Regions from separate parts of the Homo sapiens genome. Here region 1 is linked to region 2. The links are chromatin loops, found by intact Hi-C in ENCODE. Cell type or tissue: right lobe of liver. All regions are shown on one strand. Links, peaks and the distances in the headings refer to the core of each region. The heading gives the core; the rest is flanking DNA. Region 1 overlaps PPARA (peroxisome proliferator activated receptor alpha). Region 2 overlaps TTC38 (tetratricopeptide repeat domain 38).

Region 1 (8,867 bases), core at 552-8,551, 55 kb after region 2:
AATACTGAAACGGATGCACCATGACAGACACTCAAAGGCTAGCTTCTTTCTGAATTAGGATGGCCACTTGGCTGGTGGCATATATGGAAACACTTTTATTTGCTTTTGGTTCCTAAGACACTTGGGCAGACTGCCCGCCGCTGCTGCTGCCATTGCTGGCCAACAGCCCCTTTGATTGCATCTTTTTTTTTTTTTTTTGCCGGGGTGGGAGAGGGTGGAATCTAACTCTGTCACCCAGGCTGGAATGCAGTGGTGAGATCACAGCTCACTGCAGCCTCGACCTCCTGGGTTCAAGCAATCCTCCCACCTCAGCCTGCAGAGTAGCTGGGACTACTGATGTGTGCCACCCCGATGAACTAATTTTTAAATTTTGTGTACAGACAGGGTCTTGCTATGTTGCCTAGGCTGGTCTCGAACTCCTGGGCTCAAGTGATCCTCCCACCTCGGCCTCCCAAAGTGCTGGGATTCCATGTGTGAGCCACTGTGCCTAGCCTGATTACAAAAACCAAAACGGACTAAATTTGTAATTTTTAAAAAAGGATGTCCTAACCCTAACTTTCACTTTTTTCTAGTGGAAGTCTCACACTGTGTCCTTCCCACTCTCGCATTTTCATAATGCTGGTCATGGGACCCTTATCAATCCTAATCATTCTTAAAATAATAATGACCTCAGAAGAGCCAAATTTTCTAAAGATGGGGGAGAGGCATCGACGATACCTCCAGGTGCCCAGCGACTCCCTGGAGGCGGTGGTCCTGGCAGTTCCAGTCCAGATCTAAAAATTCTCAACAGGACAATTTATCTACCAGGTGGACAGAGAGAGAAAGTGTTTCCAGGTCCATATATTCTTGACAAACTACCATAATCAACGCTGCCTTCCCAGCTGGACTGAGGTTGGTAAGTTGGTTTTGAAGGCTAAAACAAAAATTTTAGATGTTGAAAAAACTACCTTACATACAAAGGAGACTTAACAACCTAAACCATTGTAAAAAATAACCAACTCTTGTGAAATCTGCCATTTGAAGTAAAACTGCCATTTGAAGAAGACTCTACCCCCTCTCTCGATCCGCAGGGTGACTGGCTCCCACCCAGCCCAGGCTATGAAGACACATGTGCCTCGTCTGCGCTCCAGAGAGCATCTACTGTCACCAAGAGTTAAAACAATAAAACATCATATCTTTAAAAGCAACATAACAAAAGATACGGGAGCTGCCAAATGGGGCCCGGAGGAACACTGACAAGTAAGGTGTCAGTCTGTCCCTAAGAACACCACCATTCCCACAGACAGCTGGACTGGGTGGGTTCAGGTTGACTGGACGGAGCTGAGTGGAGCAGGAAGCTGGCGGGCTTCGGGAGCTTGTCTCGTCCCGCTTACCACGGGTGCTAGCTTATGACAGTCCAGAGCGGGGGTCTTGAGACTCTGTTTTCTGGGCTCTTCTACGCAAACCTGGAAATGGGCCTTTCCACATATTAGTTACAACCACGAAAACAGTGAGCCAAAAACAAAACAACAGCTGCATTTTGATAGCTTATCTAACAGATTTTTTTTTTGTTTGTTTGTTTTTAAGACAGAGTCTCGTTCTGTCACCAGGCTGGAGTGCAGTGGTGCAGTCTTAGCTCACTGCAACCTCCAACTCCCTGGTTCAAGCAATTCTCCTGCCTCAGCTTCCCGAGTAGCTGGGATTACAGGCATGTGCCACCACACCCGGCTAATTTTTGTATTTTTAGTAGAGACAGGGTTTCACCATGTTGGCCAGGATGGTCTCGATCTGCTGACCTTGTGATCCACCCGCCTCGGCCTCCCAAAGTGCTGGGATTACAAGTATGAGCGACTGTGCCTGGCCCAAACAGTTCTTTAAAATTCTCCATCCTATGATTAAAAAGCAGCATGTTGTCTTTCTTTAGATTCAGGAAACAGAAGTGAAGTCTTTGAAATAAATATTTTGCTGCTTTTTACATACTTCACCTTTGGATACATCTAGACTTATAGGATTATAAACATTGTTAAAAAGTGCTGATTAGTTTTCAGAATTATAAAGGAGCACAATAGTCAAAAGCGGGGTGAATGGGAAGACAGGCCACGAATTTTGAGGTTACCAGTTAATTAAATGGTAAATCACGAATGTGATCTAAAGCAATGTGCATTGATTAACATCGGGTGAGTTAAAATCAGACCATTGAGCATAATTCGCCGTAATCTTCCCAGTCCTGAGATTAGCCACCTACCCCCAGCATTTGAGTTCTATGCTCTTAGAAGTACTGGTTAAAACAAAGATATGGAATAATATGCCGGTTACCTACAGCTCAGACTGTCCAAGCTCTAAGGTTAAAGTGGTGGATATTTGTGCAAAATCGTGCTGCTCCCCCGTCTCCTTTGTAGTGCTGTCAGCTTCAGAACTCCTGGAAAAGGTGTGGCTGATCTGAAGGAACTCAGTACATGTCCCTGTAGATCTCCTGCAGTAGCGGGTGCAGCGCAGCATCCGACTCCGTCTTCTTGATGATCTGCACCAGCTGCGCATGCTCCGTCACCAGCTGCCGGAGGTCTGCCATTTTTTGAAGAAGTTTTGGGAAGAGAAAGATATCGTCCGGGTGGTTGCTCTGCAGGTGGAGTCTGAGCACATGTACAATACCCTCCTGCATTTTTTCAATGTGTCCTACGTTTAGAAGGCCAGGACGATCTAGTCTCGAAAGAAGAGAGAGAGGTTTGAGTGTGATAATCACCCAAGAACTGCTTATCAGTTTCAGGAACCAAACATGCCTATTTTATGTGGCCTTTCTTAGAAAAAAACTGAGCTGCCTTTAGATATTGTCAACTTGACTGGAAGATAGACATAGGTTTTTCCAAAGTCAATAGGTGAAGTAGGGACAGACAGGACCAGTACTCTTTCCTAAATATTCATACTACTAGGCGGCAATAGTGCCCTAAGTACACCTTATGGTGCGGCCTTTTCACTTGTGATTTACCTGATGACCACCTGTCAGGGAGAAAAATTAGAGCTAGTAGGAGGAACAGTACATTCTGGAGATCACAACCACCAGTTTTGCATAATATGGGAAATGAAGCTTTTGAATCCAAACTAGATATCAAGCTTCAAGTGTTCCACCATATTTAAGGAGTGATTGTGTTAGAACTAGGTTTTGTAGGCCAGGCACGGTGGCTCACGCCTGTAATCCCAGATACTCGGGAGGCTGAGGTGGGAGAATCGCTTGAACCTGGGAGACGGAGATTGCAGTGAGCCAAGATCAGGAGACCCAGAGTGGGGAGGAGGGTGGGGCAGGTCTGAGACTTGGTGCAGGAAGAGTCAACATTCACACCAGATGACCTGCCTGGGGTAGCTGGCACTAGACATCCTGGGACAGTCTCAAAGCATGAGACCTGATTCTTGGTCCAGAAAATACTGCCCTGAGCCATGTTCAGCAGGCGGTGCTCCCTTACAGACCCAGTCATTACTATGATTCTTAACAGGGTTGCTAGTGATGAGGATTTAAACATCTTCATTGTTTTTGGTTGTAAATGTAATTATTAAGTTTTTATTTCTAAAATTCTTGTTTTTGTATTGTTTTAGTGATGGGGTCTTGCTCTGTTGCTTAGGCTGGACTGGAACTCCTAGGCTCAAGCAATCCTCCTGCCTCGGCCTCCAGAGTGGCTGGGGCTATAACTATTAAGTCTCTAAAGAGAGGAATTATTGCCGGGTGCAGTGGCTCATGCCTGTAATCCCAGCACTTTGGGAGGCCGAGGTGGGTGGGTCACCCGGGGTCAGGAGTTTGAGACCAGCCTGGCCAATATGGTGAAACCCCATCTTTACTAAAAATACAAAAATTAGCCAGGTGTGCTGGCATGTTCCTGTAATCTCAGCTACTCAGGAGGCTGAGGCAGGCGAATCACTTGAACCCAGGAGGCGGAAGTTGCAGTGACCTGAGATCGTGCCACTGCACTCCAGCCAGGGTGACAGACGGAGACTCTGTCTCAAAAAAAAAAAAAAGGAGGAATCTTTTGAAAAATAGAAATCCCCCCTCATAATTTTAATCCCACCATAATAGGTTTAACATATATCTCACTGGACATTTTTCTATATACATAGGATTGATATAGGATTATAATTTCCTTTATAAAACTGTGATCATGCTACATATAAATAGTTCTGCAACTGCATTTTACCCACAATGCTACATCCTGACCATACTAAAGGACAAATTATGCATAACTGCTTTGTCTTTGTACACTTTATGCCAGAGCGCAAGGACTTCCTTCATCTGACTTGTGCCCAGCCACACAGTAACGGGCACGGCTGGTAGGGCTGAGTCAGCTCCATGCTGACAGTGAGTCAATCCCCCAGGCGCAGTATGGCTGCAGGCAGTGTGGGAGACCCCATCTGTCTCCACCAACCCTGGGTAAGGTCAGCCGAGTTTGCAGTAGGTGGATGACCTTCCTAGACCTGAGATGGGGCTATTTAAAGGAACGTGACACCGAGCCAAAAATGTGGAGGCTGCAGAGCCAGCTTCCACAGAGAGGACCAGATCGGCCTTCCCTGGGATCTGCTTCCTCGGGCAAAGCAAACCTTGCAGTCACTGCCACTTGGCTGCTGACTGATATTATATTTTGCATTAGGAAATATACTTTTCATCAACATAACCAACTGTGACAGCAACTATACTGACATCTGTATAGCACTTCATACAATATTGTCTATAATATGAATACAACATCATTATATAATATATACAGGAATATCATAATATATAAATTATATCTGTTTATAATATTAGATATAATATAAACGAAATGTGTGTGTGTGTGTGTGTGTATAATTTTTTTTTTTTTTTTTTTTGAGACAGGGTCATTCTTCGTCGCCCAGGCTGGAGTGTGGTGGCGTGACCTTGGCTCACTGCAACCTTTGTCTCCTGGGCTTAAGTGATCCTCCCACCTCAGCCTCTCAAGTAGCTGGGACTACAGGTACATGCCACCATACTTGACTAATTTTTTCTATTTTTTTTTTTGTAGAGACGGGGTCTTGCCATGTTGCCCAGGCTGGTCTCAACCTCCTGGGCTCAAGTGATCCACCCACCTCAGCCTCCCAAAGGGCTGGGATTACAGGCCCATGTCCGACCTCTTTTTCTCTATATATATATTTGTGCAAAATATATAATTTTTTTTTAAAGAAATAGGTCTTGTTCTGTTGCCCAGGCTAGAGTGCAGTGGTGCATTCATAACTCATTGCAACCTGAACTCCTGGGCTCAAGAGATCCTTTTGCCTCAGTCTACTGAGTAAGTAGCTGGGACTAAAGGTGTGCACCCCCACACCTGGCTAATATTATGATTAAAATGTCATACATTTACATAATATTAAATATGTATTTATAGATAATAACAATATATACTATAATATTATACAATATTGTTATAATTCCCACTGAATTCTCAGCAGTGACTGGGGGTCAGACGTCTTCCCACCATGTGAGTGTCCCCTCCACTGGAACAGCTCAGGCTGGTACTGGATTTCCCATTGTCAAATTTTTCAAGACAGGAGCCTGTCAGTGACATGATACCAGCAGATTAAATCAACCACTCACCTCCACAGCAAATGATAGCAGCCACAAAAAGGGAGATATCACTGTCATCCAGTTCCAGTGCATTGAACTTCATGGCAAAATCAAACTTGGGTTCCATGATATCACAGAACGGTTTCCTTAGGCTTTTTAGGAATTCACGAGTTATAAACCCATTTCCATACGCTACCAGCATCCCGTCTTTGTTCATCACAGAAGACAGCATGGCGAATATGGCCTCATAAACTCCGTATTTTAGCAATGTCACTTGATCGTTCAGGTCCAAGTTTGCGAAGCCTGGGATGGCCTTGGCGAATTCCGTGAGCTCCGTGACGGTCTCCACTGACGTGCACTGGCAGCAGTGAAAGATGCGGACCTCCGCCTCCTTGTTCTGGATGCCATTGGCCACCAGCTTGGCCACCAGCGTCTTCTCAGCCATACACAGTGTCTCCATATCATGTATGACAAAAGGCTACAAAGGAGGACACCAAGGTAAGTCAGGTGATGTGGGATGCGCTATGCTCCCAGCTATCAGCTCACTAATGAGCAGCTCCTGCGTCCAAATCACCAAGCTCAGTGCCTCAGAGGACTCAAGATACCCGCGGAACATAGTCCTTACTCAACTTCAAAATCGGTTGGGGAAAATAAGACATTAATAGAGAACAAACAGTATAAATCAGTAAAATAATAATAGTCATCGCCTGACATTGGGTGGATTTCATCGCTAAGAAACTGAAGTACTGGGCTGGGCATGGTGGCTCACGCCTGTAATCCCAGAACTTTGGGAGGCTGAGGTGGGTGGTTTACCTGAGGTCAAGAGTTCGAGACCAGCCTGGCCAGCATGGTGAAACCCCGTCTCTACTAAAAATACAAAAAAATTAGCTGGGTGTGGTGGCGGGCGCCTGTAGTCCCAGCTACTCGGGAGGCTGAGGCAGGAGAATGGCGTGAACCCAGGAGGCAGAGCTTGCAGTGAGCCGACATTGCGCCACTGCACTCCAGCCTGGGTGACAGAGCGAGACTCCGTCTCAAAAAAAAAAAAAAAATTAGCCAGGCATAGTGTGTGCCTGTAACCCCAGCTACTCGGGAGGCTGAGGCAGGAGAATCGCTTGAACCTGGGAGGTGGACGTTGCAGTGAGCCAAGATCGTGCCACTGCACTCCAGTCTCCAGTCTGGGCGACAGAGCGAGAGTAAGACTCCGTCTCAAAAAAAAAAGAAACAAGAAACTGAAGTACTGATTTTGTCAAAACAAAACTAACGAGGACATTAGCAAAGCACCTTTAATATTCTTAAATATTCTCTGAACTAATGACTATTGCAAGAGGCTTAATTACGATCATTCTTAATTTTACCAGTATATGCACTTTAGGGGTGAACACCATTATTTAACGCTGCTCAATGAATACATTTGGCATGTAAATACATACAACTCAGAAAGGTGGCATCTATGTAGAAATCGGCAAACAAGCGTTGTGAAACTCTTTAGGGATAAAGTGGAAAAGCCTCGGAATGCCCTTGTTTCTCTCAGTGCAGGAAACTGAAACCTTCACTCGGTGCTCCATATTCTGGAGCAAGTGCCAACTCCCCACAGCCGTGCCTTGTGTGCTCCCATGCCATCTGCATGTAAACCCAGTGGCCTGCCATTTCCTGAAGATCTCGTGGTGGAAGAGGTGGCTGGCCATATTATTTGAAGCCAACATGCTCAGAAGGGATTACATGTGTGGGAGAGCCGGGGAAAATGAGCACAAACACTGCTGTTGGCTGAAATTTACATCTGCGGGTAGAGCAGGAAAGTGACAACATCTGAGAGATCTCTCTGATTATAATGTGGTCCACAGCTCATGCAGACACAGGTCAATAATGCAGTGGGCTAAGGTGTTATTTCTTTTTTTTTTGAGACAGAGTTTTGCTCTTGTTGCCCAGGCTGGAGTGCAATGGCACAATCTCGGCTCACTGCAACCTCGGCCTCCCAGGTTCAAGCGATTCTCCCGCCTCAGCCTTCTGAGTAGCTGGGATTACAGGCATGCGCCACCACGCCCAGCTAATTTTGTATTTTTAGTAGAGACGGGGTTACACCATGTTGGTCAGGCTGGTGTCGCACTCCTGACCTCAGGTAATCTGCCCACCTCAGCCTCCCAAAGTGCTGGGATTACAGGGGTGAGCCACCGCGCCCGGCCTACAGCGTTATTTCTAATCACTGCTGGAACAGTGGAGCCCAAAGCGCAGAAGCATCCCAGGATTTAAAGAATGCCCCCTGCCAGTGGGCAAAACACAACCACTGACAATGCTTCTGACACACAGCCTGAAGTGTTTCCTGTTTCTGGACTCACAGCACAAAACTGTCTTCAGGGCACCGGTGGAGGTGCCGATAACCATCACACAGATGGTATGGAATGTTTCAACAGAACCAGGACTTGCAACATAATGCTGGACAAAAAGCCCTGATTCTGCATCTGAGGAAAGGGGATATTTAAAAAATTACTCACAAATGAGTGAAAACATTCTGAATACAATATTCAGAGCCAAGTTTCTAAATAATCTCAAGTCCGATTAATAAAGACTGAAAATGATCTCTCTCCAAGACCTTAAAAACAGTTCTGACCATTGTTTGTTAAAGTTTGGAGATAATTCTGCTTCACAGAAAGCTGAAGCTCAGATTTAAGGAATTAACATTTCTAGGAGGGGCTAGATAATTTTTTTTTTTTTTTGAGACAGAGTCTTGCTCTGTTGCCCAGGCTGGAGTGCAGTGGTGCAATCCCAGCTCATTGCAACCTCTGCCTCCGCCTCCTGAGTTCAAGCAATTCTCCTGCCTCAGCCTCCCGAGTAGCTGGGATTACAAGCACACATCACCACGCCCAGCTAATTTTTTGTATTTTAGTAGAGACGGGTTTCACCTTGTTACCCAGGCTGGTCTTGAACTCCTGAGCTCAGGCAATCTGTCCACCTCAGCCTTCCAAAGTGCAGGCCAGGATTACATGCGTGAGCCACTGTGCCCGGCCTCTAGGAGGAACTAAATAAATATTTTTCAAGGATCGATGGCAGTATTCCCTCAATTCCAGAAAATAGACTCTTAGGCCACCGTCACTTTATTCAAATCACTCAATCTTTCTAAAGTACATTCAGCAGAAATAAAGGTGTTAAATAATTTTTTTTTTTTTTTGAGATGGAGTCTCGCTCTGTTGCCCAGGCTGGAGTGCAGTGGCGTGATCTTGGCTCACAGCAAGCTCCGCCTCCCGGGTTCATGCCATTCTCCTGCCTCAGCCTCCCCAGTAGCTGGGACTACAGGCGCCCGCCACCATGCCCAGCTCATTTTTTTTTGTATTTT
Region 2 (8,867 bases), core at 686-8,685:
CTTCCTGTAAAACTGAAGATCACCCTCTAACAGCCCTAACAAACAGGCTCTGGCCGTCTCCTGACCCTAACCCGGTGGAGCAGCTGACTGGACGCAGTGACGCCACCACTGAGGTTCTGCAGGGTGGAGGCGGCCAGGCTGGCTCACTGCATGAGGTGGACGGTAGCTGCCTTGCGGATGAGCCGCTCGGTCAGGGGCGAGTTGGGCTTCAAGGCATCACGCTCCATCAGAAGGCTCCTGTGGAAACAGACACAGAGGTCCTGTTACAGAACCTTCTAGAGGGATGTGGGGCCTGGTGGTCCCTTGGTCCCAAGGCAGAACACAGGCAGGCTAGACTGCGGCACTGAGGGAACAGCAAGGGCCAAGGCCCAGGGGCAGGAGGCCTGGCCTCAGTTTGGGGAGAGGTGAGGATGGGAGGGCACAGACCTCCAGTGCAGGAAGCCACACCCGAGATGGGGCACAACAGGTGGCAGTGGGGAAAACCCAGGTTTGAAGAGAGAAGACCCAGGTACGGTTTGAGGTAAAGACCCTGCTGTGGACTGAATGTCTGTGTCCAGGCTAAATGTATATGTTGAAGCCCAAATGCCCAAGGTGATGGTATTAAGAACAGGGCCTCTTGGAGGTGATTAAGTCATGAGGGTGGGGCCCTTGTGAATGGGATTAGTGCCCTTATAAGAAGAGATAGGTGTGGTGGCTCACCCCTGTAATCCCTGCACGATGGAAGGATGAGGCAGGAAGATTCCTTGAGCCCAGGAGTTTGAGTTTACAGTGAACTGTGATCACACCACTGCATTCCAACCTGGATGACCGAGTGAGACCTTGCCTCTAAAAATATAAAAAAATTTAAAAAGAAAGAAGAAAGAAGAGACGTGAAAGAATTAGCACTCAAAGGAAAGGTCATGTGAGGACACAGCAAGAAAGTGGCTGTCCACAAGCCAGGAAGAGAGGCCTCAGCAGAAACTGAACCCAGCCAGGCCTTGTTCCTGGACATTCCAGCCTCCAGAACTGTGAGACAGTGCATGCCTACTGTGCAAGCCGCCCAGACTGTGGCACTTTTATTTTTTAATTTTTTGAGATAGAATCTCCCTCGGTCACTCAGGCTGGAGTGCAATGACGCGATCTCGGCTCACTGCAACCTCCACCTCCCAGGTTCAAGCGATTCTCCTGCCTCAGGCTCCCGACTAGCCGGGATTACAGGTACCCACCACCACGCCCGGCTAATTTTTTGTATTTTTAGTAGAGGCGGAGTTTCACCATATTAGCCAGGCTGGTCTTGAACTCCTGACCTCAGGTGATCCACCCGCCTTGGCCTCCGAAAGTGCTGGGATTACAGGCATGAGCCACCGTGCCCGGCCTGTCTGTGGCACTTTTAAAATAACAACCCAAACTGACTAAGACAGCCCCCAAACACCTGAAAACAGTGGTTCTAGAGGGCGTGGGTGGTGTGAAGGGGCTGGGGCCGGGAACTCATTGTGGGGGGCACCATGGCTGTGGGTGGAAGGTTTCCCACCTTGGGGGCTGGTGAGCTGTGCTGATGGCCCCATGGATGCTGCCTGGTAGCAGGACAGGACTTGGAGAGAAGGCCCCCTCCACGTCTCCTAATGCAGTCGGCTCCCTGTGCAGCCTGCTCTCCCCCTGCCCTCCCCCACTGGGCCCCGCAGAAGGCCACATCGGCACTGCCGCACTGCCCCACAGATGTCACCCCAGCTCCATCCTCAGCCCTCCTGTCCACACAGCCACTTTCCCCACCGCTGCTGCCAGAGGCACCAACTCCCACCCACACCACAGCCTGAGCTCCCCAGGGGGCTTGACCACCAAAGAAACACGCATGGTTTTGTCTACAGCCATGGAAGGGGAAAGCGGGGAGCATGCGTCCAAGACATTTTACAGTTCTAGGCGGTTCCAGTGCTGCCAGCCAGACCTGTTTCATGAGTACCACAGAACCTGTACAGCTCAGTTTGGGTAACCCTGCCTGGAGGGAGCTGCGCTGGTGCACCTGCGCCTAAACCACTGGGCTTGTCACCAGCCAAGGGCCTCCTGTGGACCCGGGCTGCCACCTGCTCTCACAGCACACCTTCCCCACCAGGCACCCCATGACTCCTCTATTCTTCCTTTCACTTATGTCTGAGGGTGGCAGGGACATGGGCAAGGAGAGGTGTCAAACTCGCCGCTCAGGCACACGGGCTACGCAGCTGCTGGCCAAGAGCTCAGCAGCCTAAGTGGAGGGAGGCAAGCTGGGCCATGGAAGCACCAAGGCTGCTGGCAATGGTGAGGGCTCTTTGGAGTTCCCCCAGCACTCTCATCTGCCAGCTATGCCACCCTCCTGACACTCGCCTGCCAGCCACACCACCCTCCTAACACTCACCCTCCAGCCACGCCACCCTAACACACCTTCCAGCCACGCCACCCTCCTAACACTCACCCTCCAGCCACGCCACCCTCCTAACACTCACCCTCCAGCCACACCACCCTCCTAACACCCTCCAGCCACGCTGCCCTAACACACTCACCCTCCAGCCATGCCACCCTAACACTCACCCTCCAGCCACGCCACCCTCCTACCAGCCCCATGCCTGGCCTGGCTAAACCCACTGTGGTTTCGGGTCTGCCCTCAGCTGCTGCTCCCTCAGTGCGAGTTTACGTGTCTGTGGGACTGATTGCTCCCTGTCGCTCCCCCGACTACAGATGGGCTCCTGGTAGCCAGTGACTGGTGTGCCTGCTCACTGCTCCCTCTCGGTACCCAGCACAGGCAGGCAGGTGAAATGAGCTGAGGTCTAACTGAGCATTAGGTGTCGGCCAGGTGCAAAAAAGGAGAAAGGGTGTTCCAAGCGTGCAAAGGCCCAGGAGCCTGAAAGAGCAGGACGTGTTTACGTACCCAGGTAGCTTAGCAAGGCTAAAAGGGAGTGGGCTGGGAAGGGTGGGAGGTTGGGCCTGGGGTGGGGCTGGCTCCACTTGGTCACACTGAGCCTGCTAACAAAGGAGAACCAAATTCCCCACAGCCTCCCGACCTCACAGCCTCAGAAGCAGGAGCATCTCGGGCCAAGGGTGGTGGGGCTTCCAGGCACTCCTGAGGTCTGCAGGGAGAGCCTGTGAAGGTCGGGAGTGCTGGGCAGGGGCCAGGAGCTCACCGGGCTACGTTCTTATGGACGCTGGAGGTGCAGTTTAAGGCCGCGTGAATCAGCAGCTGGTTGAAGACGTCTCTCTGAAATGTCAATCGGGCATGTGAGTCTCCTGTACCTCAGGATGGGGGAGGCGAGCCCCCGCCCACCGCGGGCTGCCTGCTCTCCAGGGAGACAGTGGTGTTGATGCCACACCCTCAACGACGAACTTACACGGCGGGAGTGTGAGAGACACGTTCACACCCACATTGTTGGCACCAACACCATGGGAGAAACTTGGGGGCTGCGGGGCGCCCAGACTCCCTGGCCCAGGCCCTAGGCACCCCAGCTGGCGGCCATCGGCTCACCTGGGCATTGCTCCCACCGAGCTGGACGATCCGGTAGCGGATGGGCAGGAGCAGCTCCAGGACGCGGTCAGGGTTCCCGTCCTCAGCCTCCACCAGGGCCTGGCACAGGGGCAGCCCCACGTCTCGGGCCAGGAGGTGCTGGCAGTTCTCCCCTGGGGATCTGCGAACCCAAGACGGTGCCCTCAGCTGCCTGCCCATCACAGAACATCCGGGAAGGGCAGAGCCATTTCTTCCTCAGCGAGGTGTCCCTGGTCCAGTGCCTGACACATGCCACACTGATGAGGTGAGGTGACAGGCGGGGCAGCCCATCGAGGGGACAGGACAGGGTACTGAGCTCAGAGCTGGGTTGGAGTTCGCCCACTTCCAGCTACCTGGTCCCCCACCTTCCAGCCTCAGTTTGCTCATCTGTAAGCAGGCATAACAGTGCCAATCTAACAGAACCGTCAGGATTGCTGATAATACAGGCAAAGGCCTGGCACTGCAAGCCAAGGCAATCATCACCCCCGGAAGGGAATGGGCAGGGCAGCCCAGGTCCTCCAGGTCAGCCCTCACCAGCTCTTGCCAGGCATCGCCCTGATTTAGATGGGGAAACTGAGGTTCAGAGCACAGAAGCACCTCGTCCAGGACCTCAGGGCCTGTAAGCAGCAGGTGTCTCTGGCTTCAGGGCTTCACTGTGTCCTCTCCACGGGAGGCAGCCCTGTGACCCTGCGGATCTCATACCCACCCTGGGGATGGAGGCAGCTCTGTGTCTTGGGGCAACCAGTTGTACAGCTGTGGGTGTACACACCTTGGGGGTCTGCACCAGGGGATGCACATCTATAGGGGTGCACACCTGGGAGCTGCCTCCATGGGCATCCCCCCTGCTGCACTCACAGGCGGGGCAGGCACTGAACAGGTCTCAGCATGGCCCTAGCACCCCCTCACCCTCTCGGCAGGGTGAGGACCCCCACCCCGAGAAGGCCCCTCTGCATACTCGCTGGCGTCCCGCAGGGTGGTCAGCAGCTCCTGTGTGGTCTGGGGGTCGTGTGCACCCAGGGATGCCATCAGGAAGTGTGCGTCATTGAACAGCAGGATGTGGTCTCGGCTGTGCTTCCGGGCCACAGGCAGGACATCCTGCCACCGCTGGCCCACAGACACTCCTGAGGACATGGGGAGGAGACCCAGGGCCTGGAGTGAGGCTCTGGGGCATGTCCCGTGCAAGGGCCTCCCTCACGGCGCTTCCCTTGGAGGCCTTGATGACCCTGTCCCAGGTGAGAGGCCGGGGAGGTGGGCAGGGCCACGGGCAGCGTCTGGCCTTGTGCTTAGGCCTCTATCAGGACTGTCTAATTATAGAGGCCATAGACGCGTAAGTAGGAAGCACATTTTAAAAAGTGTCAAAGGTTATTAAACAAAGCCTCTGGCCGCTTTGACAAACCCTAGGCCTCTTGGATCCCCCGGCCTTCCCACACAACCCTTGGCTTCCCAATGGATCCCCCGACCTCCCCAAGGATCCCCCAGGCTCCCCACTTTTCTCTGGGTCTCCAGCCTCAGCCTGCCCTTCCCACAGGTGGGCTCCCTGGCTCCTGTGCCCCTCAGCCTGCTGTTGGCCCATCTGACCACATCAAGCCTGCCCTCCAGCCCCTTGTCCCGCAGCAGGCTGCTGGCTTCTATGTCCCGGTAGCTTTGGATGGTCTGCTTTCTCTGAGAGTAACTCTTTCCCTTGTCTCTGCCCAGCAAGCCCCACATATGCTTCAGTAGCTCACATTTCACCTCCACTAGGAAGCCTTCTGAATCTCTAGAAACAGCCTGCCATGCCCTCCCTCAGGTCCCTGAATTGCTCAGCCCTCATCGTACTGCTGACCCAGGGCCTAGCCCAGGCCTCTGTGGTTCCAGGGTGACTCTGCTGAGCCTGAGACAAGGGGAGAACCATCTGGCACCCCAGTGGTTGGCTAGAGCCCTCAAGAGCCCCCAGAGCTGTGGTTGGTCCCTCCAGGCTACCTGCAGAGCATGACAAGGTTGAGAAACCTGTCTACAATCCCAGGGAGTTGAGAAACTCTCTCATGTTTTAGGAAAGGAGGTGGCATCGAGACAGGTGGCCAGGTGCTACCAGTGCCCCGAAGGTTTGGCAGGCAGGCCAGCCATGGGAACAGCACAGCAGGTGCCGCCCTGGGTGCAGAGCTGGAGGCGTCCACATCGAGGAGCGGTGGGAACTGGAAGAAAGAGTAGTGTGGCCTGGACACCCTCTCCAGCTTTGGGCCAGCTGGGAGGCAGCTGCAGAACGGTACCCAAGGCAGTGGCCAGGCCTGCAGAGGGGTCTGGAGCGGCTCACCCATGAGCTCTTGCCCAACCCTGGGCCTAGGCCACAGCACCCTCTCCTCATGATGTGGGAGGAAGAGGCAGAAGCCAGTGGGGCTGCAGGGATGGCTACCTTCCATCTGCAGGCGGTAGAGCATGGAGCAGCTGTCCACCACGTCCAGCATTGCATCGTTGGCCTGCAGGCTGGGAAGGATCTGGAAGACAGGGCGGCCAAGGCGGGCTCAGCGGGTGGCCCAGATGATGGGGCTGCAGGCACAGCCAGGGTCAGCCTGTCCAGGTGGGGTGGGGCCTGCATAGAGCAAGCCCTCTGCCACTGTCCCCATCACCTCAACTGACAGGCCCATCACCCTTGCCTGGGGTGTAGACTGCTCCAAGCACTAGAGGGGTCACCAGGTAGACCTGAAGAAAGAGCCCACTGCATTGCATACCCAGGGCCCAGGCCAGGCCCAAAGCATCTGCCACCTCCCACCCCTGGGCCTCAGACCACACTGGTGGGAGGGCTGTCTGCCCGATCACGTTTCTAGACTCAGCTTTGCTGAGGAGCCCACCTCGAGCTCACGGTGTATGTCACCCTTCATTTCTTTCTTTCTTTTTTTTTTTTTTTTGAGATAGGGTCTCCCTCTGTCGCCCAGGCTGGAGTGCAAATGGCGCAAGCTTGGCTAACTGCAACCTCCGCCTCCTGGGTTCAAGCAATTATCCTGCCTCAGCCTCCTAAGTAGCTGGGATTACAGGTGCCCACCACCACATGCAGCTAGTTTTTGTATTTTTAGTAGAGATGGGATTTCACCACGTTGGCCAGGTTGGTCTCGAACTCCTGACCTCAGGTGATCTACCTGTCTCAGCATCCCAAAATGCTGGGATTACATGTGTGAGCCACCGTGCCCGGCCCACCCTTCATTTCTTACTACAGCTTCCTGACCGTGTAGAAAGGATTACTTCAAGGGAAATTTACTGTGTGTTTTTCTCTGATGTTTAGATCCCCAGATCACAAGCATTTCTGTGGTCCCAGGCTTTTCTGATGAAGCCATCCCTGGGGTCCTTGGGAGCTGTGAGTCAGGCTTCAGGCTTTTTTTTTTCCCCCTCTCAAAAGAATGCCTGGGCCTGGGGAGGAGGAATGGGGAGTTAGTGTTTAATGGGTATAGGGTTTCAGTTTGGGTAGATGAAGAATGTTCTGAAAATGGAGGGTGGTGATGGTTGCAAAATGTGAATGCACTTAATGCCACAGAGCTATACACTTTTTTTTTTTTTTTTTGAGACAGAGTCTCACTCTGTCACCCAGGCTGGAGTGCAGTAGCGTGATCTTGGCTCACTGTAACCTCTGCCTCCTGGGTTCAAGTGATTCTCGTGCCTCAGCCCCCCGAGTAGCTGGGATTACAGGTGCCCACCACCACGCCTAGCTAATTTTTTTGTATTTTTAGTAGAGACAGCGTTTCACCATGTTGGCCAGGCTGGTCTTGAACTCCTGACCTCAAATGATCCACCTGCCTCGGACTCCCAAATTACTGGGATTACAGGTGTGAGCCACCACACCCGGCCTTGTACACGTAATTTTATGTTATTTTTATTTTATCACAGCAAAGAAAAAAAATTCCAGCCAATCGCACCATTGCACTCCAGCCTGGGCAACAAGAGCGAAACTCTGTCTCAAAAAAAAAAAAAATTCCTATGGGTAGACCAGTTGTCTTACCAAAGAAAAGTGATCTGAAAGGGCTGGAGGAGAGTCCACAATTGCAGAGGTGAGGCCCTTAGATGTGTAAATCTATCAGCACCCTCGAGTTGAGCAGGGCCAACCACTGTCCCCATCATAGGCAGGGTTACAACATTGCTCTTGGCAAAATTAACCCCATGAGGCCTTACACAAGAAATGTGTTCTTGCTCCAGCTGTTTTTCTGGCTGGGACAATCCTGATGAACTCAAAAATCTGGTCTCTTTGAGACTCAAAGGCAAAATGCTGCAACAAACCAAACACGGTGTGAATGCAACTTACGTGGGTATCGTAGATGGTCAGCGCGGCCTCATATTCGCCCTGGAAGAATAAAGTTCTCCTTATTAAACCCTGGAGAAGGCAAAGTGTAATGCTGGCACGTGAACTGAGAACGGCCAGGCCAAAGACCCCTGAGCACATGGTCTCCGGCCTCCACCTCCTCTCAGAGGTGGACGGACGGTGTCTTGGTGGCATTCGGGATGGGAGAAGGTGAACCCGCTTCCAACCGGGGCTTTGGTTCCCCAGTGTAGAAAGCACAGCAGCACCTGTGCCGCCACCACTGAAGAAACAGTTGCTGTGGAAGCATTCTCTCTCCTAGTGGAAAGTTAATATAGGTATTGCTCATACTAACTGCTGCAAGCTTTTTCATGTATTTCTTTCTAGCCTTTTTCTTTTTTTTTTTTTTTTTTTTTTGAGATGGGGTCTCACTCTGTCACCCAGGCTGGAGTGCAGTGGCACAATCTCGGCTCACTGTAACCTCCGCGTCCCAGGTTCAAGCGATTCTCATGCCTCAGGCTCAGGACTACAGGGAGGCGCCACCATGCCCGGCTAATTTTTGTATTTTTAGTAGAGATGGGGTTTTACCATGTTGCCCAGGCTGCTCTCAAACTCTTGACCTCAAGTTATTTGCCTGCCTTGGCCTCTCAAAGTGCTGGGATTACAGGCATGAGCCACTGTGCCCAGCTGCCTTTTTCTTTTCTGCATATGTTTCCTCTCCTGTACATTTAGCTGGGTTCTGTGCTGTCTTCCAGACACTGTATCATCACATTCTCATGTCATGACAAGGCCCTCATGTTCTCAGCATTTCTCACTTTATGGACATTCAGGGAGCTTCTAGCTTTTGTGCACGATAAGGAGCACTGCAAGTGACAGTCTTGTACATGGAACCCTGTGGCGGAATCACTGGGGTCAAGGGTGTCCTGAGCAGCTGCCCCATAGCCTGGCTCCCGTTGGAAGATCTCATGGCCCAGGCAGGTACACCCTGCGGAGTTGGGGCTTGGCTCTCCACTCCAGCCACAGGCACTCGCTCTGAATGGTCTCTGCAAGTTATACACCACAGATGTGATTTCCAGGCCTCCACAGTGAAAAAATCCCTAAAAAGGTTGAAGCCTAGAGTGCTCT

The links. Hi-C counts contacts between places; a loop is a spot of excess contacts. Peaks named below come from ENCODE experiments on the same cell type or tissue, not always from the same donor. Only the 100,000 strongest peaks of a DNase experiment are listed, where the experiment ranks them.
Region 1: it touches region 2 in a loop (2.3-fold over the local background); 4 of 110 quality-filtered maps call a loop at or near these places.

Annotation. Positions count from the first base shown.
Region 1 is chr22:46,228,942-46,237,808 of GRCh38, reverse strand. PPARA (peroxisome proliferator activated receptor alpha) reads right to left here. Exons shown (of 9, transcript NM_005036.6): 8 at 5,570-6,017; 9 at 1-2,676. The coding sequence ends at 2,429. Among named protein-coding and RNA genes, the nearest start is that of CDPF1, 17 kb to the left of the region's middle. In right lobe of liver, for the core only: no CTCF peak of the experiment used is centred there; a DNase peak (open chromatin) is centred at 4,318; H3K27ac peaks cover 1,148 bases.
Region 2 is chr22:46,284,161-46,293,027 of GRCh38, reverse strand. It overlaps TTC38 (tetratricopeptide repeat domain 38), which reads right to left. Exons shown (of 14, transcript NM_017931.4): 9 at 7,749-7,787; 10 at 5,874-5,955; 11 at 4,440-4,605; 12 at 3,467-3,626; 13 at 3,129-3,202; 14 at 1-237. The coding sequence ends at 144. Among named protein-coding and RNA genes, the nearest start is that of GTSE1-DT, 8.1 kb to the left of the region's middle. In right lobe of liver, for the core only: no CTCF peak of the experiment used is centred there; a DNase peak (open chromatin) is centred at 4,577; H3K4me3 peaks cover 523 bases; H3K27ac peaks cover 3,620 bases.